3 separate regions of the Homo sapiens genome follow, and all the other regions are linked to region 2. The links are chromatin loops, found by intact Hi-C in ENCODE. Cell type or tissue: Caco-2. All regions are shown on one strand. Links, peaks and the distances in the headings refer to the core of each region. The heading gives the core; the rest is flanking DNA.

Region 1 (8,391 bases), core at 57-8,056, 50 kb before region 2:
TGGAGATCCACTTCCTTTCCAGGCAGTGCTTTGGCAAGCCAGGGGACTTGTTCAAATGTCTCCACCAGATGGCGCCAGTAGGGCATTGCTGAAACCTTAGATGTTTTCTGAAAGACGGAAGGCAGAATGGTCTTTTTTCTTGGTTTTCCTATATTTAGACCATTTTATCTCAAACTTGAGTAGTAAATAGAGTATTTTGAAAGGAATACAATTCTCACAGATCCCCAGAGTTGATTTAAATTATTTTATTATAATACAATTTGCACATTGTAAACAGTATACATTCCCTACTTACAGATCTTATACAACTGTCAAGTCAAAACAAATTTAGAAATTAAATCGAAATAAAACCACAAATAAAAAGTCCAAACCACCAAACTTCACATAATTTAATGAAAGAAGGGCTTTTTCTGAAAATAAAGAGCTAGGTGCAATGCGACCCCGGAGTGCGTTGCTTCTTGTAGAGTTTGGGATGCCTGTTTTTTGTGTGTCGTGGTGTGACTCAATTCTTTCACTCCTGTACTCCCAGCACTCTGAGAGGCTGAGGCAGCAGGATGGCTTGAGCTCAGGAGTTTGAGACAAGCCTGGACAACTTAGCAAGACCTTGTCTTTACTAAAAATAAAAAAATTAGCCAGGTGTGGTAGTGCATGCCTGTAGCTCCAGTGACTTGGAAGGGTGAGCTGGGAGGATCATTTCAGCTGGAGAGTTTGAGGCTGCAGTGAGCTGTGATCATGCCACCACACTCTAGCCTGGGTGACAGAGTGAGATTCTACCTCAAAAATAAATAAACAAATAAAAACAAATACATGAAGATTAGCCTAGTGCCTGGCACTGAACAAGCACTCCGTGCTCATCTGTGTTGTCCTCATCACCTGATCCTGTCTCCTCATTCTACATCCCAAAGAGGCGGGATGAGCTGTCAAGATCCCATAACTATGAGTGGTAGATCCTGGGCTAAGAGCGATGATCTTCTCTGCAACAGTTCTCAAAGTTCTTGGCCTTAGGACCTTTTCTCCTCTTAAAAAGGATCAATAGACTGGGTATGGTGGCTCACGCCTATAATCCCAGCACTTTGGGAGGCCAAGGCAGGAGGATCACTTGAGGCCAGGCGTTTGAAACCAGCCTTAGCGAGACTCTGTCTCAATAATAATAATAATAAAATAAAATAAATTAAAAATTAGCTAGGTATGGCAGCTTACGCCTGTAGTCCCAACCACTTGGGAGGCTGAGGTGGGAAATTGAGCCCAGTAATTTGAGGCTGTGGTGAGCCATGTTTGTGTCACTGCACTCTAGTCTGGGTGACAGAATGACAATCTTTCTCAAAAAAACAAACAAAAAAGGATCAATGAGTTTATATATATATATATGGGTTATATTTATTGATATGTATCATATTAGAAATTAAAGCAAAATATTTAGAATACTGCCGGGTTCATTTAAAAAATAGTAATAAGCCCATACATGTTACCACAAATGTGATTTGTAATGAAAATAACTATTTTCAAAACAAAAAATAGCCAAATGGCATTGTTTTACATTTTTGCAAATCTCTTTGATGCCTGGTTATTTAATAGATGGCAGCTGGATTCCCCCAGCTGTTTCTGCATTCTGTCTGTTGCGGTGTGCTGTTTTGGTTGAAGTATATAAAGATAATCCCCCTTTGTCACACCAGACAAGATTCTTGGCCATTGGACAGCTAAGAAAACTGTGGAATGGGGAAGTTGGGATCATAGTGCCCGTATCACAGGCTTGTCTGGGATTGAATGAGAGAATGTGAAAGAAGAGAGAAAAAAGTCTTAGAAGAATACCTGGCAAAAATTAGGCCCCCGTGCATGTTAGCTAATGTTAAAGTGGTCATGGGGACAGACCTGAAAAGACAGCTGAGGTGGGACTGCAGGGAGAGAGGACAGAAATAACTGTAGGTAGGTGCTGCTATGGCAGAGGACTTTGAAACTGGCAATCTCAACCCAAAGAAGGGAATTGTGGAGCACCCGGAGGCAAGAATTCCTGATTCCATCTACAGCACAGTAGGCTCCTCCACTTTAATACTCCTCAGCTTCATGGTTCTCAGAGTCATAAATTCAGAGCAACTAAAATTGTTCCTCCACAGCAGATTGTACCAAAGCTCCAATGAGATAAATCCACTTCTATTCAGCAGTGATAAGTAGAGTACAATTGGTAATTCTTATAATGTGGGGATTGAATTATAAAAAGGCAAAAGAAAAACTAAAACTATGTACTGTTTGGATTAAGCTTAAATCCACTGCAAGCAATTGCAAAAGCCCAAGTTGGGTGTGAAAACGGTCTCTAAATACTTCTTGCAAAACCCTTGTATAATTAACTTCCTTCATTAGCTTTCCCCACCCCTTCTAAAGAAAGGTGATTTTATTTCCTCCTAAATCTGGTCACACGTTGCCACTTTGAATTACCATCTCCAGTTTGGCAGAGTGCCAGGGGAAGTCCTAGAGCAGGTCAGTTGGTCCAGTCCCCTGCCTCTAAGTGAGTGAGTGGCTACTTGGAAGAGAGTCAACAGGACTGGGTTTTAAAGATTCTCCAGACTCCTCAGTCTCTCTGGGATTAGAACAGACAGAAATGCTTTATCTCAGGGCAAAACCATTTACCTTTAAAATTTATATCTATTTTCTCCCATGAATTTATCTAAGGATATGAAGATCCAGATAGTGGGAAGGATGGATGAGAGCATCCTGCTGGAATCCATGTTTCTTGGGCCTGCTGGAAAGACTTCTCAGCAGACAGGCCTGTAGAGATCCTTAACTGGGGATGAAGAGGAACGCTGCATCCTAGTAAAGAAAGGACCCTTCATTGGCAGAGTTCCTGTGCTTTTCCTCTCCTTTCTCACTCTCCTTGAGGTGACTAAACTAAGCAGGTGGGGCCTCCTTTGTGGCCCCGTGTTTCTTCCAAACTATGAGCCAAAACCTGCTGAATCTTGCCCAGCGGGGATCGGGGGCTTTGACTGAGAGGCCTTCCAGGGGGAAATTGTGTCACTTTATGGTCTGCTGGAGTTATTGAGGCCGCCCCATTGCATTTGTGTCTAGTGCTTGCTGTGTCAACACGGTTTGGCTGCAAACATTGCGTCAGGCCATAATCCCACAATCCAAGGTATGTGCTGGCACCTCTCTGCCTCCAGGCACGCAGAACGGCCATCTCATCCGACCAAGGGGATCTTATCTGACCAGGGGGATAGCGTGCGTGGAGAAATGAACCTGTGAGAAAGTGAAATGGCAGTTTCAGTGGTGGCATTCAGGCAGGCACTCCTATTGGTTTTCAGCTCAGAATGCATTTTAAATAACAACTATGACCATGCTTTTAGGTTTTTCACTTCTAATTCTGGCAATAAGCCCAAAATTTCACCAGAAAGGCCATGTTCTTCCCAAAGACATCTTACTCTCTGTGACTTCTAAAAATGACAGAAATATCACCCTCTAGGGTTGTTTAAGCCCTTCTTAGTTGTGTAGCTTTGCCACTGTGGGTGATTATACCAAATGAGTTCTGTGAATATTTTTTCTTGTCAGTGAAGAGGTGGTTTTGTTTTTGTTTTTGTTTTTTTGAGACTGAGTCTCACTCTGTCACCCAGGCTGGAGTGCAGCAGCATGATCTCGGCTCACTGCAACCTCTGCTTCCCAGGTTCAAGCGATTCTCCTGTTTCAGCCTCCCAAGTAGCTGGGACTACACATACAAGCCACCATGCCGGGCTAATTTTTGTATTTTTAGTAGAGATGGGGTTTCACCATGTTGGCTGGGCTGGTTTCAAACTCCTGACCTCGAGTGATCCACCCGCGTTGGCCTCCCAAACCAAAGTGCTGGGATTATAGGCATCAGCCACTGCACTTGGCCAAGAGGTGGTATTTTTAAAAAGAATGTGTTGTTCTGTTTTTTTTTTTCTATTCAGTTTCTGTTCCGTATTTCTTCTCCCTTTTTCACCCACTTTGCTTGTATCTGCTTTAATAACCCCTTTCTAGACTGAGAATTTTTCTATTTATATGTAACTTACATCCTGCTGATTTATGCAAAATATGTGAGGTTGCTTACAATATTATAACATATAAATCAGAAGAGTGAAGAAAAAAAAGAGCATGGTAGCGGGAATCTGAGATATTACCACAGTTGAGCACCAAATGTTGATATAAGCCTTCTAGAGGCAAAACAGAAAGCATAATGCATAATGTGTCAGGTTACAGAGGGCTTTTTTTTTTTTTTTTTTTAATCAAAAGAGAAGTTGGGCTTTTCTTAGTGGCTGTTGTATTTCCAGTACCAGGTAATTCCATGTATTTCTTAAGGATAAGGCTCTACCTCCCTCTTGTCATCCCTGTCCCCATCCCCTAGAGTACCATGAGCTCTGCACAAAACCTATAGTAAGATCTCAGAGCTAGGGCCTCCAGCCGGTGACAGGAAACAGAGCCTTTCAGTGTCTTCTGAAAGTTGAGCTTACTGATGTTGGGTGCAGGCTGACAGAGGCCATTCAGGCTGGTCTAGACGTTCATCCTGGAGATGCGCCCAGCACCAGCCGAACTTCTGGTGGGAAGTGGAATGAAATGGACAGGGGTGGTCTTTTGGAGAATCTTATTATCCGATGGAGACGAAGCATACCTTTGGGAACTGGGAACCTCTTTCTACAGAGAGTCTGGGTTAGGGGCCTTGTTGCACCTGCTTGCTATCCTAAGTGCAGGCAAATGAGAAATGTTTTAATTTCCCCCTAGGAATGAGAAAATGCATTATGTTACTCTGAATATCCATAGCCTCAACAGATACCGACTTATGGAAGAGAATGTTGAGACTGTCAGGACTAAATACTTAAAGCAAAATCAGGAAATCGGAGGTTGTGCTGTTCATGTGCCACTATCCACATGTGTCTTTTGAGCTCTCAAAATGTGGCTAAGTCCAAATTGAGATGGGCTGAAAGTGTAAAATATACACCAGATTGCAAACACTATTGTGTGAAAAAAAAAATCTCAGTAGTAATATTGTAATGTAAACGATCTCAACATGTAATACCAGTTACATGTTGAAATACTATTTAGGCTATATAAAATATATTACAATTAATCTTACCTATTTCTTTTCACTTTTTAATGTAGCCACTAGAGAATTTAAAATTAAATATGTGGCTTGGCCGGGCACGGTGGCTTATACCTGTAATCCCAGCACTTTGGGAGGCCGAGGTGGGTGGATCACCTGAGGTCAGGAATTTGAGACCAGCCTGGACAACATGGTGAAACACCGTCTCTACTAAAAATACAAAAATTAGCCGGGTGTGGTGGCAAACCCTTGTAATCCCAGCTACTTGGGAGGCTAAGGCAGAAGAATCACTTGAACCCGAGAGGCAGAGGTTGCAGTGAGTCGATATCGCGCCACTGCACCCCAGCCTGGGTGACAAGAGTGAAACTCCATCTCAAAAACAAACAAACAAAAAATATGTGGCTTGTGTTATATTTGTATCTGACAGCTCTGGTCTAAACATCTAGAATTAAACAAAACTTTTTTGAGGAGTAAATTTCTACTGTGTTTTCTAATTCCTATGTTCTCTCTTTGGTTCTCTTTCAACAGATATGACTCCACGTAGCATGTCAAGGACTACATTAATCACCAATTCCTTTATTTTTCCCCCCCTACAGTTTCCATTTTTTTTTTATACTTGCTTACTCCAGCCATCTGCAGTACACCAGTTTCAGGTCTTTTGAGCTGTGTAGAGTTTCTGTGTGTACAGATGTGTGCTCGGACTTTTCTCTTTTTGAGAAATCTGAAGGAGATGGTTGCAGAAGATCCACTTACTACTGAGAACCATTACCACCGACTCGGCCTCCGGGGTGTTGGGTGGTTTCTGGGTGGTTCCTGGAGCCTCCTCTGGGCAGTGCACTGTCCCATCTGTACGCCCTAATGTGCCATTCCCTAGAGGGGAACAACCAAGTGCCGTGGAGGCAGATGATCATGGTCTGCCTCAACTGTCTGGTTTCCTGTAAAATAAACACATTGTTTTATATTTTTAGGGAACAAAAAGTGCTGCTATAGGGTTCAAAGTTTTCCTTCTGAACACTTTTCCGAAACAAATTACCCCAAAGACACATTTTGAATATCCTGGTCACATCTTTGGATCTGTAAAATATACCTTTTAGTATGGCACCTGTTAAAATGCAAAGCAAATTTCTTTGGGGCAGAAAAACAATCTGACAGTAGCAGTGTAGAATTTGTTCATTCAAATACATCTGTGTAAATGCAAAAAGTCATAAAATTCACCTCCGAGCTGCTTGCTTTTGAACCTGCAGCAACTAGTCTTAGCCGGCCCGGTTTGAACATCGTTCTTTCAGAAGTGCTGAAAATGCTGCAAAGTTGGATAAGTGGAAATGTGGCTGCCCCTCTCCTCACTACTTCCTCTCTGATCGTTCTGAAGCTTGCATTGGGAATGGCTGCTTTCTCTAACCATTTTCAGCTTGAGTGGGTATTGCTGAAGAAATCCAACATCATTCCAGCAGTTGAAAAAGGAAGCCTTCGGGAGAAAGTGCTTGTCAAAATTTTGTTCTTTGTGCTTGTGTATGAGTAAGTTGCCATGAATAAGTTATTATTTTAACCCATAATTGGCGACTGTTTATATGAATTCTTTCTTTGGCACCAAATAGGTTTCATCTTCTTAGGCACAATTAGAAAAAATCCACATAGATGGATATTTTACATTTAGTTATTGCTTTATCCAAATACATGAATCTAAAGCTGAATCAACCCTTACTTCCAGTTGTGCTTATTAAGAAGATCAATTTCCAAGTAGTAAAGTTTTCAGGGAAACTGACTGTGCTGCTATTTGTTTTGACAAATTTGGGGGTAAGTCAATGACAACCAAACCAATCTCGGTGGAAACTCCTATCCTATCATGTTGTGTGCCCAAGATGAGTGAGCTGGCACTGTGCCCTGAAGCTTTCACCACTGTAATGAAATATATGCCAGGGGAGACTTTGGGCTTTTCTCATGACTGTGTGGGTCGAAGGTAGCTCAAGTGTGTGTGTGTGTGTGTGTGTGTGTGTGTGTGTGTGTGTGTGTGTATGTGTGTAAAGTGCTAAGAACTGTGCATTGACATCCAAACATTTCTTGTACAAAATTTCCCTAGCAAAGCAAACCTGCTTTGACTTAATTTATTTGTTAAATGTTGCACTTTGTTTATGTATGTTTTGTTTTTGGTGGGGAATAAGGAGAGAGAGGACGACAAATTCTATTGAAGTATTTATTTTGTGAAGATGGCAATTTTGCATTTGTTTAAATTTTTTTCATTCTTTAATTTTGTTATCAGTGCCAGCCCAATATACCTGCTCTACCATTATTTGCGGTCTGATAAAAGGGTCCTTGTGGGGCAGGTTTTGCAAAGCTTATCAGGTAATAACATATGCCACATAACCTTGTTGATATGTTTGCTTCTGATTTGGGAAGCTAAACATTGGTGTTTGAGAGGATTGCCAATTATTAATTGTCATTACCACTACTCTCCATTACTTTTTGTTTGGAAATTGAACAAAGGTCAGTAATGGTTTTTGGCTCTTGTTAATATCCATCATAAAATAGATTGTTTTAGATTCTTTCCAGGGTGATTTTTCCCTGGGTACCCCGTTTCTACTTCTAAAGAATTGCTTGGCACTTTCATGTTTCAAAGGGAAACATTCGCTTGTAGTTCCATTTTACTTGATCTCTACAAGGGACTGACAACATTTGCTTTACTTTTATTCACAGAGAAAGTTGGCTTTGATGTCTCTTAAAGATAATTCTGCTAGTTGCTGATCAGCCAGTCAGTTCACCTAGCTTCAATCTTTATAGGACTTCTAATCTAATTTTCCTATAGTGTGACTAAAAGGGAGGCAAATTATTGGAACGGATTATTCAAATGGATCCTTAAATATTGCTATGTATAATAAGCCAGTTATTATATCAGGACCATGTTCTCTGTAGGCCACTTTCTAAAAAAGCCACATATGTGCAATTTTCAGGTTTTTAGACTATTGCTCCCTGTACTTTAAATGTAAAAACCACACTTCTGAACAACTAAGCTCATGAATATGATTTTGGTTATATGCAGCTTTTGACTAGCATGTATTGTGTCTTTTTCTCCTCTATGAATAATTTTATATTTCATGCTACTTCTTGAAAGTTTACTCTTTGATGCTCTAAGAGAACAGCCAGATGGTTTATATGAATAATCTTTATCTGCAGGATGGTGGATTGGTAAATTAGGAGAATGTTGTTTGAGATATCAAGATTTATGTCTGGGAACTAAAATATATAATGCCAAATGTGTTTTTGTCAATTACTAGAGAATTCTGTGCAAACATATCATCTCTTCAAATGCTGCACACTTTGCTTTTGTTAAACAGCAGGTAGTAGACAGAACAATAACA
Region 2 (8,391 bases), core at 147-8,146:
CTCCCCTTTAGTAGTCCTGTGTCTATTGTAGCTATCTTTACTTCCATGAGTACCCAATGTTTAGGTCTCACTTCTAAGAGAGAATATGTGGTATTTGGTTTCCTGTTCCATGTTAATTTGCTTAGGACAATGGCTTCTAGCCACATCCATGTTCCTGCAGAGGACATGATTTCCTTATTTTTTATGGCTGCCTACTATTCCTATCACCTGTATTTCAACACACTCTGCAGGTGGTTCTTATGCCTGCTTCAGTTTGAGAAGCGCTGCTACATAATATGTAAATGGTTTATCTGGGAAAGGTGGCATGATCAGTTGTGAATGCTTTTTCCTGATCATATTTTATATTTATTCATTATGATCCTTAATAAATATTTTAATCTTTGAATGTTTTAATAATTTAAACATCTTTTAAAAAGTTGTTTTCCATTATAAATTAATTTTCCATTATAAATTAATACATGCTATGAGAGCTTCAGAAAACACAGAAAAGTGAAAAGTAAAAAGCAATTTACCCCTCTAGTATATTTATTGATAAGATTTGAAAAGTATGTATATTTTTTCCTATCTTTTCTGTGTATAATTTTTTAAAACTTTGTTTTTTTTTTCTGATTGTAGGCATTATATATTATCCTCATAGGGCTATAAAGTGATACTATATAGTCTTTGCTTTTTTCCTTTGGTTTAAGGGAATGCTCTTAGATAATCTTTGTCTTAAAAGAAAATTTTTTCTCTAATTTTTATTTAAATTTTATATAATTTAGGAAGATTCCTGGTATAATCATTAATGTCTCAAATAGTTATTTTACAGTCCAAATGGAGAATTTATTATCTTCTTAGTGCAACAGAAAAATTTAATTTACTACTCACTGGTAGCATGTATTCTGTATTATATGTGAATCTTCTTTGACCAAAACTTTCTAGAGGGTAGAAAAGCTTTTGCTTTGGAAGAATGCGTGACCACCCTCCTCTCAAACTGGCCTGATAGGAGGGGAGAGGGAGGGAATGATCTCAACAGAAAGTCCTGTTTTTCTAAGGTGAGTGGGGAACACCTCACCACTGTGAAGATGGAGGTTTTTGTTTTTCGGGCTTCTTTATTGAGACTGGAAAAGTCTTTGCCCAAATCTCTGCTTTTTTAGGCAGTTTGAGAAGAAATCAGCATGTAATTTTTAACCTTTGTAGAATAACTGGCTTCTGTGTTTGAGGTAGGGCAGGAGAAGTCTGGCCATGATTTTTCCTGTAGCCACTTTACCATGCTTTGTTTTGGAATACATCATTGCCCTCAATAATGCAGAATGTATTATGTTAAATGAAAAACTTGGTGCATTTCTTATGTCCACGAGTTAGACTCTTTCTCCAAGTCTAGTTGTTCCAAGAGTAATTGATACAACTTACCATTGAGAGGAACACAGTTCAGAAACTAAAGTAGCAAACAAGTATTTCTGAATTTTCAAGCTTCATTTGCATCTTTCAGAGAACATTAGTAACACTTTCTTTTTGAGTTAATATTTTATTGTCACGCAGATGGCAGTTGGGTATATAGTCTCCATACTTTATACTTTTTATAAATAAAAAATTACAAATTTTAAATAGCCAATGGTTGGTTATGTTTTCAGAAAACATGATTAGACTAATTCATTAGTGGTGGCTTCAAGATTTTCCTTATTATTATAGCTCCAGAAAATTCACCTACCTTTTGTCCCTTCTTAAAAAACTAGGTTGGCATGCATTTGACTTCACACTCTGAAGCAACATCCTGACAGTCATCCACATCTACTTCAAGGGATATCATGTTAGAATACTTTTCAGAGAGGGAATGAAACAAAGGCTCGATCATTTTGCAAGGCCCACATCATGTGCCTGAGAAGTCAACTACTCCAGGTTTATCGCCTGCAGCCTCCAAGGCTTCCTGAAAAGCAAACTTCTGCTCAATTTGCTTCACCATTTTGGCTGATGGGGTCTTCTAAGAAACATTTCTAAAAATTATCTCGTCCGTCTCTTGTTCCACACTGTTCCAGATCACTTCTTAAAACTCATTTTTACTTCCCTGTCCATACCTTTCTGAAGTTTCAACTGCTTTCCCCCAACCCCCACCCCGAAGTTCTTTATTATGTAGACTTTTTTTTTTTTTTCAGTTTTGGTATAACTTGCAATCAAGGAGAGCCAGAAAAGTGACTCAGCCACAGGAATTTGTCCATTTTGTGGGTGGGCTGGTGGGGGTGGCCTTGGGAGAACTTGATGGAGGCAGAATTATGACTAGTCATTAATAATCATAACTTTTTTTTACATTTTTAGTTTTTCTTATCATTACACAAAATATCCATGTAACATAATAACTAGTTTTTGTTACACAGGACATGCCTTGTAGTTGTGCTTTTTGCCTTGGCGACATAGACTGTGTATACCTAAGAACAGCAGAGTGACTGCGGTGGAATTGTTTATGAATGTTTCGTAATGGAAAACTGTTTCTGTGATAAATGAAACTGGGTTGGTTAGGATTGAATAGAATTGGAAGATAGCAGATCTTAAGGTACCACCCCAAACCCTGCTGTGTCACAGATTTTGGCTGATAGCATCTTATTTATGTTGAGAAGCTGGTTGGGCAGGAAGGATGTGTGGTCTGGATACTGCATGAGCCAGCTTGGCATTTAAATTTGCCAAAGACTTTGAAGCATTGCCACATTAAAAAAAAGTCCCTGTGGTAAATTTCAACATTCCTGTCTCCTATAACTCTGCATGTTATTATTTTTAGCCAGCATGACATCTTTCCACAGCATCACCGAGTGCCCAGTTGTCCATAGTGCTGAGCAGTGTCCACTACTCAGTGTGAGGCCTGGTTCCAGTCCTGCAGAAGCTTACACTCAAAGCCATGAACAGTTTTCTTTTTATTAATAGAAGCTTAAGAGCTTTCCCCAGACAAATATGTTGGCTAGCTGTACAACTTTTTTTTTTTTTTTAATTGCAGAGATGGGTGGTGTGTGTGTGTGTACGTGTGTGTGTATGTGAATCATTTTCTTGAAATACATAAATTCTTAGAAAAATAATGGCTGGAGAGTTGTGAGTAAATGAAAATTTGGTAAACAGGTGGCTTTTCTGTGATGAATAAAAATGCATATGTTTTGGAAGCAAGGCACTATAGGTTCTTGCTCCCTGCTTCTCTTGGGGCGTATTCCTTCCATGTCTCCCAGTGAGCACCAGGCTTCACCACACTGGCCTCCTTAATGTTCCCTAACACGCCAGCCATGCTCTGCCACAGGACGTTGGCATTTCAATTTTCTCCCCCTGCAAGACTCTTCCCCGCTAACCTAGAAGGCTGGCTTTCTCACTTTCTTCAAATAGTGGCTTCTCCCTGAGGATGTTTTTGGTTACCCATCTACAAGTTTATTCCTTCTGCTGGGGCTTTGGGATTTCATATTCTGCTTCTTAATTTTTCTTCTCTTTAGCGCTTATTAATATCTAACACACTATAAAATTTTAACCTCTTTATTTTATTGATCTCCTTCCCCCCTCATATAACCTTCCTAAGACTATGGTAATTGTATTTTCGATGGTATTCCCAGTGCCTGGAAGAGTGCCTGGATCATCATAAGTGCTCAATAAATAATGGCTGAATGGAAGGAGGGAAGGAAGAAAGGTTGTGAATGACTCTTGTTGGCTTCTAGTCATCATAACTGACCTTCTCCATAATTAGACAACCCATTGTAAGCTAGCAATCAGCTTATTCACTGTATAGAACAGCCTGTGATTTTTGAGGTCAATTTTGAGGTGTTCTGGCAGGCTTCTTGGTTGGTAATCATAGGAAGTAAACTCTCATTAGTATCTGGTGTATAGAGGCATGTTCTGTGAAACCAGTAAACACCTCTCTCTCTACATGATTCTACTATTTCATACATTTCCAAGAAGTCAACAGGTAGTAACAGATGCAGCCTGATTGATTTCTGGAAGGGAAATGACAGAGCATATTCGCCGTGGGATAGGTAAATGGAATCCTTGGCACTGAGATTCCATTATCTTTTGTCTACCGATAAAAGGTGTATGATTTACTTATCATTTAGTTCCACACCCGGCATTAGTAGGACTGATAGGTGAGGGGCTAGGAGGAGAGGGACTCCTGCGTGGCTTTGTAAATAGCGATAAAGCAGTGGGAATGTAAAACGCGGCTTGGCAGGGTCTGCCTGGGATTTTGCTGAGTCCATAGCAATACTTAATTAACTGTGCAAACATTCTATTCAAGATAAGACTATAACAGTTGCCTTGGGGAAAATTCTTTTAGTCAATATTTGTTTGATCTTTTGTATAGTATTTTGGCTTTGCTGTTCATGCTATAGCAAAGCTCCTGTTACAAATGCCGTTTTCAGGGATTTGCTGTATTTGCATACCAGGTCAGTCCTGGGAGAGGTAAAGGATGGGAATCACTGTTTAAATAGAGGTTCCAAGGGCTTTCAAACAAATCTTTGAAAGTTGAAATACTTTGTATCAATCGGTTGTCAAATAATTATTAAAAACCTGGATTAAGTACTCTGGGAAATCTCAAAATCTAGGATAAGATCTTTGCCTTCAGTTTGCTTATACTCTAGCTATAGAAATAGGACTCGAATCAGTAGATATAATAGAAGATGCATACACTAAATAATAACAATGGCTGTGATTTCCTAGACACTTAACAAGGACTGAGCACTGTCCTAGTACTTTTCTAAGCATGAATTAACTCATTTAAATCCCCTAGTAGTCCAACGAGGCAGGCGCTTTTGGTTAGTGTGAAGTTTTGTACAGAATAAACAATGTCATTTGGAGAAAGAGAAGACCAGGGAATCAAAGAGCCACGAAGGAAAACTTCAAGGACAAGGTCTCTCAGTCCAGATTTTAAAGATTGGGAGGCAAATGGCTTGCAATGGGAAGAAGAAAAAGGGCATAATGGCATTGGTTGTTTTGCTGGTAACATTCCTTTTCTCTCTTGAAAGTTGTTTTACCCCCCTTTTTTTTTGAGACAGAGTCTTGCTTTGTCACCCAAGCTGGACTACAGTGGCGCAATCTCATTTCACTACAACCTCTGCCTCCCAGGTTCACATGAGTCTCCTGCCTCAGCCTCCTGAGTAGTTGGGATTACAGGCACACACCACTACACCTGGCTAATTTTTGTATTTTTGGTAGAGACAGAGTTTTGCCATGTTGGCCGGGCTGGTCTTGAACTCCTGATCTCAAGTGATCTGCCCTCCTCAGTCTCCCTATGTTTTACCATTTCTTGACTTTCAGCACATGTGCCTCTGGTGAAGAGGATAATAAACAAACACATAAGTAAACATACAGGATGTCAATGTAATAAATGCTATGAAGGATAACACAGGAATGGGAGAATGCTAGGGTGGTTATTTTATTTTAGTTTAGTTTCTTGACTTTCAGCACATGTGCCTCTGGTGAAGAGGATAATAAACAAACACGTAAGTAAACATACAGGATGTCAATGTAATAAATGCTATGAAGGATAACACAGGAAAGGGAGAATGCTAGGGTGGTTATTTTTATTTTATTTTATTTTATTTTATTTTATTTTATTTTATTTTATTTTATTTCATTTTATTTTATTTTTTTGAGACACAGTTTCACTCTGTTGCCCAGGCTGGAGTGCAGTGGCATGATTTCAGCTCACTGCAGCCTCTGCCTCCAAGGTTTAAGCGATTCTTGTGCCTCAGCCTCCCCGGTAGCTGGGATTACAGGTGAGTGCCACCATGCCTGGCTAATTTTTGTGTTTTTAGTAGAGATGGGGTTTCACCATGTTGGCCAGGCTGGTCTCGAACTCCTGACCTCAAGTGATCTGCCCAGCTTGGTCTCCCAAAGGGCTAGGATTACAGGTTTGAGGCACCATGCCTGGCCTGGATTTGCAATTTTAAATAGGGTGGTCAGGAAAGCCTGAGACATTTGAGTGAAGATGGAAGGAGGAGAGAGAAAATGCTTTGAAGGTACTTATGGGGAGAGATTTCTAGGCAGAGGGAACAGCAAGTGCAAAGGCCCTGGGATGGGAACTTAACCTCATTTATTAAAGGAACACCAAGGAGGCCAGAATGGCTGGAGAATAGTGAGCAGGGGGAATGGTAAGAGGTGATGTCTTCATGGGTAATGCATGCCCAGTCACTGCTGGGTTTAATGATGATGATAATGGTGAGGTAGGCAGAGCTGTTTAGAGTTTTTTGAGTAGAATGGCAGGCTGGCAGCTGTCACTGCTTTCTGCAACCCTGTGCAGTTGTAGCTTCTCTTGCTTTTCACTAGCAGGCCCAGCCCAGTATATCTCTTGGTCTCTGACCCATTGCTGATGTGGGCAGAGGCACCCTGACAGCTTCACACCCATTAGCTGGCAGGTAGAAAACCAGCTGAAGCCCTGAGTGAGAGAAGGCATGTGCCCTGAATGACACCCTTGTTTCCACCCTCATGGTGTTTTCTTGGTCCGTGTTTCTGAGTTTCTTCTTTGATTTCCTGCTGTTACTGATATGCCAGCTGGGTCCTGGGATCTGCCTTGTTCTTGCTGTCTTCCTGTCCAAGCCCACTGCCGTGATGCTGGGAAGCAATGTTGGTTCTGGTCTGTGTCCTGCAGCTGTTTGGGGCTCTGTGCTGAGTAGAGCATTAGGAAGATCCGTTGTGCTGCTGAGGCCCCCTTTTCTTCCACTCGGTGCTTTTGCTTATCCTCCTACCACTGCTGTGTCTCCTTGGATGACAGACTTGGGGACCCAAGTGGGCATGGGTGCCTGCACTTCTATAGGTACCTGCTGGACCATCGCCAAAACTCTGCAGGCAGGGTGATGCACTCAGATTCTCTCCAGCCTGGATTTGCCTGTCTCTGATCCTTTCCCTTTAGCCCATGTTGCTGATCCTCTGAGTTACAAGCAGAAGCTCAATGAGAGAGGGAGAGGACAGCAACCTCGGGTGAGGGCGTGGAGACCCAGACCAGGGTGACGGCTGTACGAAAGGAGAAGGAGGACAGAAGTGATGGGTCTGGGGAAGGAAGCCTCAACAGACCGTGCTCCATTGGCTTATGGAGACTCAATAGAAAATCAGAGCCCATACAAGCATCTAAGGATCAATATTAATCCAGAAGTTGCAAATGCAACGAGTGCTTTCAGAGGATCTTATAGCCAAGACATGGCCAAGTTACGTAAAGAAGGTGTCTGCTGTGGAGCCCTGTGAATGTCCAGCTGGGGTGGGTCAATGTGGGTTCAGGTCAGAGGCTCAAGTGAATGTTTACTCAAAGGGTCGACCACAGGGCCACTTTTGTGATGGCACACGTGCACACACATGCATACACGCATGCATGCACACACACACACACACACACGCACATGTGCTCTCTCACTTATTCTCTCCTTTTGTTTTTGATTTTAGTTGCAGTTACTTCTAGATAGATCTAAAACATCAACTTTAATGCCATTAATAGGAATAATTATAGCACATATCAGCCTGATTCTCCAACCTACAGAGCAGAGGTTGAGTTAGTGATAGGATGATAGGTGATAGGAAGTTCTCTGAGGTTTTCTCCCTGCTTCCAGCAACACGAACCTGACTTCTAAGGGCACGCACAAAGGCTTTTGGCAATCAACTGTGAATCAAGGTGTGCTGATGGGCCCTTCCAGCCTCAGAGAAGAGTAATTGGGGTGAAAAAATGTTATTATAATAAAACTATAATATTGCTGTGATTCTAGAAGGTAGCTAAATGAAGGGAGGTTCCCTCTTTGAAGAAAAATGTGAACTAAGTGGTTTCTCTGGGCCTACCACTTACTTTCCTGGGAAAAGGATTAATTTGAGTTAACATTTATTGAGCTTCCAGAATATCCTATGAAATGCTTTAAAAGTTTAAAATACAATTTTTTTTCTGAATCGGTAATTGACTCATATGCTTCAACATTTAAAGGCAACAAAAGAATGTACAGTGAGAATCCCCCACCCCATTTTTCCTCCTCCAGGCAGCTAGTTTTTTTCTGCAAGGCAACCCATATTAGCAGTGTCATATATATTTTGTTAATATACAATATAGTGTGCTCAGTCAGTGTTAATAATCTTAAAGAAAACAAAATGCCTTTTCTCTTTTTAAGGACTTCGTATTTCATAAAACATGGTGAGCCAATCAGTCATATGGAGCTGTATTTTAGAAACTTTTATTATAAATCCAGTGAGTATATAATTCCTAGATGCTCCATTAACTTTATGCTTTTGATTTTTAAATTCAGAAATCTTCCTTCTCCTCTATTTCCCTCCCATTTTATAAACTGTTCTCAAATCTTTGGCACTCACTGTTGCTTCCTTATGGGGCAGTGCCAGCGCTGATTGGATAAGTAGTAAACAAATATTATAGTAATAGAAAAATGTAGACACAGACAATCAAGTGTAGATTGACTGTTTCTATTTAGA
Region 3 (8,391 bases), core at 57-8,056, 91 kb after region 2:
CAATGGAATATTATTCAGCCATAAAAAGGAATGATATTCTGATACATACTACCACATGGATGAAACTTGAAAACAATGTGTTAAGTAAAATAAGCCAGACACAAGAAAGGATAAATATTGTATGATTCCATTTATATGACGTACCTAGAATAGTCAAACTCAAAGAGACAGAAGGTAGAATAGAGGTTACCAGGGGCTGAGGGTAGAGGAAATGGGGAATTAGCATTTAAAGGGTACAAAGTTTCTGTTTCAGACGACAAAAAAGTTATGGGAATGGATCATGGTGATGGTTATACAACACTGTGAATGTACTGAATGCCACTGAATTAGACACTTTAAAAATGGTTAAAATGATAAACTTTTCATTATGCTCGTTTTACCATAATAAAAAAGTTTTAAAATATTGATTCCAATGCAGAAAGCATATTTGAGACTTATACACATACAAACATATAAAATTTAAACTTTGTATTCCTTAGACATATATTACTTGAGCTTAAAAACCTGCCTGAGGGCAGTTTTTCTATGGATTTCCTACTAATCAGCAATAGAGAAAACTTCTACTCCAGGCTGTTGCCAGGACTGTAGTCTCAGACAGTTGTAGCCCAATTCCTACCCAACTTTTTATTGGAAGAAATAATAACATTTATGGGAAATAACTCAAAGGATATGGAGTTCATTAGTTTTTCCAGAAATTCTAACTTTTATCCCTGGATCAGGCCAGATAATCAGATTTTTATGTTTTTTTTTCCTTGCCAGATCACTTTAGTGTGTTGTACTTTGGTGTCGTATTTCATGTTGTGGGATGCAGTAAGAAGACATTATAGGAGACTCCCTACTGTGTATACTTAGAGACATTGTTAATTAATTACTCTCCTCTTCCTCCCCAAATGTGGATGATAAAGGATCCTTTGAGGTAGGGAAGGTTAACACCTTGGAAGAAATTTCTCAATGACACAAAGCTAACACTCTTGAGGAGTATGTGTATGGTATTTTATATTTTGTTCAATGTGACCATAGTGTGTCTATTTTCTTCTTTGCTTTGGCTACTAGCATGCTCAGAGCCTAATTTTTGAACCACATCAAGTAATAATTACCTTACAACATACATTTCTGTGGACTTTTTCTCATGTTCTTACAGCCTCTTTTTATGTTGTCTTCTCTACATAGTATATATGTTTTGTAAATGAACTCATTCTTTTTTGAAATTAGATGGCATACTAGTACTAATTAGGGTTCTTCAGAGAACCCTGCCCGAGAGAGCATATGTGTGCGTGTGTGTGTGTGTGTGTGTGTGTGTGTGTGTGTGTATAGAAAGAGAGAGAGAGTAGGGGCAAGGGGATTTATTTTAAGGAATTTTCTCATACAATTGTGGGGCTTGGCAAGTATGAGATTCATAGGGCAGGCTACCAGGTTGGAGATCCAAGGAAGAGTTATTGTTGCAATCTTGAGTCCAAAGAGAGGCTGGAGGCAAAATTTCTTCTTGGGGGACCTCAGTCTTTTTTCTTAAAGCCTCGACTGATCAAATAAGGCTCACTCACATTATGAAAGGTAATTTGCTTTATTCAAAAGCTACTGATTTAAATGCTAATCACATATAAAAAATACCTTCTTGGCATGGACTGATGTCTGACCAAACAGCGGGCCACCATAGCCTAGCCAAGTTGATGTATAAAATTAGCTATCACATTAGTCAGGTGTGGTGGTACATGCCTGAAGTCCCAACTACTCAAGAGGCTAAGATGGGAGGATCGCTTGAGCCCAAGAATTTGAGACTACAGTGAGCTATGATCATACCATTGTATTCTAGCCTGGGCCAGAGTGAGATCCCATCTCTTACCAAAAAAAAAGGTATAAATATATAATAGAATTTTCTTAAAATTGGGCATAATTTTTGTCTTTTATATTTGCTCATTTGAATGCATATAGGGAAACATTCCAGTTCCCTCCCACCTCCTCATCTGGGTTCAAGACTCATGTTGTCATTATTTCATCAGCTGGTAGGGCTGTCTTCCAAACCAGGTTAAATGGCACAGAGTCTTCATTGTGGATGTGTTGAATGTGTGAATGCTACGGCCTGCCAAATACCCTGATATATGCCAGTGTTGTAGAGAGTTCTGCCAGCTCTTTGGTAAGCAGCCATTTTTGTGGAGGGATGTGATGAGGTGTATGATTTCACCAATTATTACCATTCTTAATTAGATGGGGCCCAGGTGTGTGTTAATAAAACGCTAGCTCACACTCTCTGTAATGTTAATGGCCCCACCTTGACTTGATTCCAGGGATTTCATGCATTTGATATTGTTCAATTGACTGTATTGCTGTTCTATTCTGAAACATCTCCAAACATCCAGAAACCTGCCTTTTGTTAGAAAACATTCCAGTTGTTCAAGAACGTTACTCATCGTCAGCAGTGGCTCTTTCCTTATCTTTTTTTATCTCTGGTAGGCTGATTACTCTGAGTGCAAACCTTTTCACTGTTCCAGAGAGGAGCCTGACAACCACATTCTCCTTCTCAAGGTAAGAATGGCAGCTGTTACAACAGCCCTCGGCTTTTCATTTGGGAGCTCTGGTTAAGTTGTTGGGAATGGACTCCTGAAAGTCCCGGGACCCTGTGTTTTTCCCATCTCCTTGGCAGTTTGCCAGGTTTCCCATCCTAAGCCCTCACTGCTCACTGTGATCCTGCGGTTTGGAAGCCTGGCTTGTGCTTAAGTTACAATTCTGGTGAACCAAAAAGGGGAGTCCCCATGCTCAGCGAATGGTTGGTAGATCAAAGACTTCTCTGCTTACCACAGAAGCTAATTTGGTCAATTGAAAGAGAACTTCCTCAGAGTAATCTTCTCAGTGACAGATGGGGGTGCGTCGGGGGTGTGGAGCAATGTTCAAAAGTGTCTGCATTAAGTGAAATACATTGCCGAATACACTTAGAACATGTGTGCACTAATTATTGAGCATTTGTAGTTACAGAATCTTTGCATGTTAAGCCTTAGAAAATATTTACTGATCTAAAACAGGACGAGAGTGTTACCCCAACAAAGAAGAGAGACAGCATAGATGGACGTGGGCACATTGAAAGTTATGTGTTTAATTGATGATTGCTTTTTACTTGATGCATTTTGTCTTTTGGTTTTAGGTGTGGTGCTTACTGCGCAGGCTGACCAGGTTAGTGTGTCAGGCCTGATTCCATTTTTTTAGGTGAAGACATCAAATCAGAGGTTTGGTTTTTCTGAGGGCAGGTGGCAAATGCCAAGGAATGCCTGTGTGAGGCTTCGGGGACTGGGCCTGGTTGTCTCATGGTCTTCTTCTTGGCTATCAAGGCTATCAACTACCAGCCCAGAGGCCTTCTGCCTGTCAAACAGGCCTCCCACTTTGCATCTGATGGCTGGAAGAGAGGGAGGAAACATGCAAAGGAAATTGCTTAAGATTATGAGCTGATCTGGCCAGGGCCATGTTTATGTTCCTGTTTCTTGCCTAAAGAGCAGATTGAATTATTAGCACCTGTGTTTGTTAATGATAATTATATGTTTCAAGTACAAAGCAGAATTCTGTAAAATATCTACTAAGATGCCTTTCTAAATGGATAACATTTTATGACCCTAATAAGGCCCAAGACAACAAGCAGGAATTTATATATTATCATCACTCTTTTCCCCGGGGCATATTGGGTGGAATGTGAGCTGTAACTTCAACTTAAGAATCTGCTAGTAAGAAACCCAGAGGACTTGAGGATCAGAGGAATGACGGTCTAGTCATAAGACATATGGGAACATTGGGTCATTTTCCAAAGCAAGGAAACGTAATTCATTGTTAGTAACAGTGTTAAACAGTGTCAGGATCATCATCATCATGATCACCGTGGTGATAAAATGTAACTCTATTATTAACCATCTCTATCACCACCATCACTACAGGTAACATTTGTTTGTTCTTACTGTCTACCAGGCAACACCCTAAGCATTTTGCATGCATTCTCTCACTCAATCTGCACAGCATTCCTGTAAGGAAGGGTCTATTAATATCCACCTTTTATAGTTGAGGAAACTGAGGCTTACCTAAGAGATTAGGTAAGTTGCCCAAAGTTAGACAAGCTAAAAGGTGGCAGAACTGGAATGTAACCCATTGAACAGCACTGAATGGGGCCAACCCATGTGGAGTATTTACGGCTGTGCTTTACTCGATGTCCACACTCACCCCTGCTTGCATTCCCTTTTGTCCTGACCACCACCTACTGTTGACACTCTAGCTATCTCTTCTGCATGAAGGTAGCCAAAAAATTCAAGAGCATTTAAGTAGTTCAAGATCGTTAAAGCATATTTGGCCTATGGAGAACAGCAGAAAGAATTAAGAGTAAAAATCACCCAATTTTAAAAGGTGCCAGTTGTAGTCATGAACACTTTAGTGTATTTTGCTGTTGTTTTCCCCTTTGTATTTACTTTTTTCACATAGTCTCTATGTACTTAAGTTTTGAACTTTAAACGTAACCAAGTCGTTTCTTGCGCTTTTGCCTGTTTTAATGGCTGCTGAGTACTCTATTAAATGTGTATGGTTAGAGAGCCTTAAGTCTACTCCACAAGAAGTTATATCCTTGACTTGCTCCTACGTGATAAGTGCGGAGTTTCTGCTCACCATATGTGATAGCTAATTTCTGTTTTCTGGGCAACTGGGTTGGAATTGTGGGGTGCCTGCATCCCCTCACATTTTAAATACCTTGCATCTTGAGAGGGGTCTCTGTGGGGGGTGGGGCAGGAGTCCTGCTTGCCTGGAGCCCAGATTCAGCTCTGTGCCAAAACTAGCTGTAAGTTACTTTATTTTATGGCATCTTCATCTGTGAACATCTCATCAGCTCTGTAATTCCACACAGTCAGGAGTTTTCTGAACTCTCTTGATTCATAACCTGAGGAGTTTCAATAGATGCAGCAATTTTGGTTGAGCTCAGTGGAGTTACTCTGAGATGCTTTAAGCAGGGAATTTTGTTTTTCAAGATGATCAGACCTGTAAGCTCTTGGAAGGAGAGGGTCTTACTTTTATATAATTCTTGCCATTCCCGCCTCTGCACCCTCAACAAACTTCTTCCTCCATGCTGACATACCCACAAAATAGATAGTACAAGGTATGAAATCAACAAACAGAAGAACAAACAAGTAATGCACAGACAAAGGCTACCGGGCTTGTGTAAGAACCTTTAGCATCATGGCTGTCCAGCTTATCAAATAATTGAGTAAGATTGTTTTCATTTCAATGTGTTAGCTTTGTTTATAACAAATGGGGACTTAAGCCTCCAGATCCTCTCATCATATATTTCAGAGTAATTTCCCTATAAAGTTGGGTATCAGTTCTTCCCTCAGGTTACAGGTGAGGGAACACTGATTTATGGAACTTGCTATTTTTTCCCCCTGTGTCCTGGAGTGAAGTAACCTTTTGCTTAGGTCACAGTAAAATCAAAGCTTAGAATGTAATCATTCTCTTGTTTTGGGAAGGGAAGACTTTTGCTCTAACCTGGGGGGTCAACAATTGGGTCTATGAAATAAACTGACAACAGGCAGATTAACAGGAGAAAAGGTATGCAAATTTATTATATGCATGAGTGCATCATAGGAAAGAAAGTGAATATCCAAAGACATAGTCAGATTTAGGAGCTCATATATTCTCTTCGTAAGAGAGAGAGGAGGAAGGACGTAGGCAAATAAGAGAAGAGTAAATGATTTTTTGGGAAGATGAATGGGCCCTCAGAAGAATAGATCGGAGATACGGTAGTTTGTGACAGAGTTTGTCTGGGTGGGGTGTGTGTTCTAGTTTCCTTACCGGTGATAAGATTTAATCTCCTCTGGTTGATGAAACTTCTGTGGAGGGAATTGATGACAACCTAGTTTCTTTTGGAGCATCTGTCTGTCTTTAGGCAGATAAGGGGAGCTCAGAGCAAGCCTCTCTCTGCACTTGCTGTTTTTCAAATGCCTTCAGCTCAAAATAATCATACTAATACAGTGTGTTTTGGGGTGGCATATCCTGAAGTCCTTCACTTGCTTTTACCAGCAGAATAAAATGAAGGCATTCTGGGCTTCCTGCATTCTTGGAGCCACATATCTGGACCATGGATATGACATGATTGGTTCTGACTGGCTCCCCTGATTCTCCCTTAGTGATGCTGATCTTGAATTTTGTGACTCATGCCATGAAGGTGTCTACCCACACTGTTGTGCAATATCCAAGACCTGTGGAATAACACTGCTTCCAAGGAAGCCAAATTCAGGCATTTCTGGCTTTGTATTCTATTGCAGACTAAAAGGAACAAACAAAATCCTGTATTCCCACGATATCCCTCTACAAGGATCTAACTTGGCACCCTACCTTGGTGCTGAAAGCTTGCCTCCATCTTCCCAAATTTGATCACTAATTGGTCTTAGCTTTTTCCAAGTGAATGTGCTGCCTCACTGGCCCTAGGTGGGTGATATAAGAGCTTGGAAACACCTTGTGATGGTTGGTAAACCTGCTGGCAAGTGGCCTGGTTTTATGTGTGTGTGTTTGAAATACTATTGATAATAAATCCTCATTTGTATCAGTGAGGGCTCTGCATCAGTTATCTATTGCACAACAAACCACCTCATACATAGTGGCTTAAAACAACAGCTGTTTAATTTGCTCATGATTCTGTGGGTCAGCAATTTGGGCACTTTTGCTAATATTGCCATTTGGGCTCAGCTGGGTGGTTCTTCTGTTAGTTTCACCTGGGGTCACTCATGCCCCTGTGCTCAGCTGGTACCTTGGAGCTAGGTGATCTAGGGGATCTCAGCTGAGATGACTCATTTCTGCCACATGGTCTGCCCCTCCAATAGCCTAGCTCAGCCTCCTTGACATGACAGAACTTTCTGGCAAGAGGACAAGAGCAAAAACTATAAGCTTGAAGCCTAAACTCAGAAATTACGTAGCCTCTCTTCTGCCACATTCTGTTGGTCAAAGAAAGCTATAGGACCAGCCCAGATTCAAGGGGAGGGCATTGGAAATAGACTCCACCTCTAACTTGGAGTAGCTGCAAAGAATGCATGGCCATTTTAAATTTATTGCAGGCTCTTAACTTTGTTATAAAAGCAATCTGAAATTACTTTAAAATTATTTTGTCATTTAAAAATCCTGGAATAGGGATGGTCTTGTCAGCCCATCTGAGAGGAGTCTGGAAAGTGGAGGTCTTCAGTAATGTACCTAAGAATATAATAAAGTTAATAACAACACAAGCAGGCACTAATATTGTTTTTACTATATGCCCAGCACTATATGGAGTCCTTTAGATATCATAACTCATTTGGTCATTACAAAATCTTATGAATAGGTGTTATTTTTATCCCTAACTTATAGGTGAGAAAACTGAGGCACAGAGCGGTTAAGCAACTTCCCTCGAAGTCATACAGCTAAGTCGTAGACCTGGGATTCCACTCCAGGAGGTCAGGCTTCAGAGTCTGCATGTTAACCCTAATGCTTCTCAAGTTAATGGAAATTACATCTTTCTGACTCCTAGCAGAGTTCTCTCTTGGACTGTGTGGTTTTTCTAGAGACAGGGGGATTGGCTATTTAGAGATGGTTGCTAGGCCTTCCTGGGTACACCCAAGTGACCAAAAATGGTTCTGTCACATTATAGGAGACCCTAATTAGATGTAATAAAGACACTTATTATCCCATGGAACACACAGTAATTCTCCTGAGCCCAACAGTATTTCCTGGGGGTAGGGGTGGAGGTAGAGGGTTCTTATTCTTCTCTTTGGTTGGCAGGCATTTGAAGAATGAGGATATTTAATAACGCCCTCTATAACCTTTCAGGTAGCCTCTTATTTTTTGGTTTCAAGTAATCAGAAAGACTTAGCCTCAAAGAAAAAAATGTTGTGTTTATTTAGCTTTTTGTTTAAGGACTATCCCAAGGAAAGGGTGGGTTGATAGCCTTTTTAATCTAGGGTTTGTTGAACTCAATTAAGTCCAGTGTCCAGGTAGAACAGGTGGTTTATCTAAGAAAAATGACAAATTTTGCTGACATTTTTGAGGTCACCCTTGCAGCCATGAATAAAGTGGCTCATAGTACCAATATGAGTTACAATAAGAAGTTACTTAACCTCTCTGTGCCTCAGTTTTCTAATCTATAAATTAGGGACCCTTTCTGTTTGAGGGGCATGGCACATTTAGGAGCCAGGACTAGACTTGCGTCTCCAGGATGGTCATATCTCACTCTCCATTTAGCTATGGAGTGGGGGAGAGACTGCCAATCTAAGGCTTAAGGGAAGTCACTCTGGCTGTCTAGCATCTTATCTCCCTTAAATCCCATCCTTGTCTCTTGACTCTACAACTGGCCTCCTTCTGACACCCTCATCGTCTTATGTGGGCTCAGGTTGGCATCAATGTCTGTTGCATTGC

Evidence for each region. Peaks named below come from ENCODE experiments on the same cell type or tissue, not always from the same donor. Only the 100,000 strongest peaks of a DNase experiment are listed, where the experiment ranks them.
Region 1: it touches region 2 in a loop (5-fold over the local background); 4 of 110 quality-filtered maps call a loop at or near these places.
Region 3: a loop joins it to region 2, with 2.1 times the contacts of the local background. A loop is called at or near these places in 3 of 110 quality-filtered maps.

The regions. Positions count from the first base shown.
Region 1 is chr2:149,017,512-149,025,902 of GRCh38, forward strand. It overlaps KIF5C (kinesin family member 5C), which reads left to right. Exons shown (of 26, transcript NM_004522.3): 26 at 5,567-8,391. Among named protein-coding and RNA genes, the nearest start is that of LYPD6B, 17 kb to the right of the region's middle. In Caco-2, for the core only: no CTCF peak of the experiment used is centred there; a DNase peak (open chromatin) is centred at 3,100.
Region 2 is chr2:149,066,969-149,075,359 of GRCh38, forward strand. All of the region lies in intron 1 of LYPD6B (LY6/PLAUR domain containing 6B), which reads left to right. It also overlaps the pseudogene TXNP5. Among named protein-coding and RNA genes, the nearest start is that of LYPD6B, 32 kb to the left of the region's middle. In Caco-2, for the core only: no CTCF peak of the experiment used is centred there; a DNase peak (open chromatin) is centred at 4,123; H3K4me3 peaks cover 192 bases.
Region 3 is chr2:149,158,316-149,166,706 of GRCh38, forward strand. LYPD6B (LY6/PLAUR domain containing 6B) reads left to right here. Exons shown (of 7, transcript NM_177964.5): 3 at 2,449-2,520. Among named protein-coding and RNA genes, the nearest start is that of LYPD6B, 120 kb to the left of the region's middle. In Caco-2, for the core only: no CTCF peak of the experiment used is centred there; DNase peaks (open chromatin) are centred at 2,556, 3,356, 3,656 and 4,164.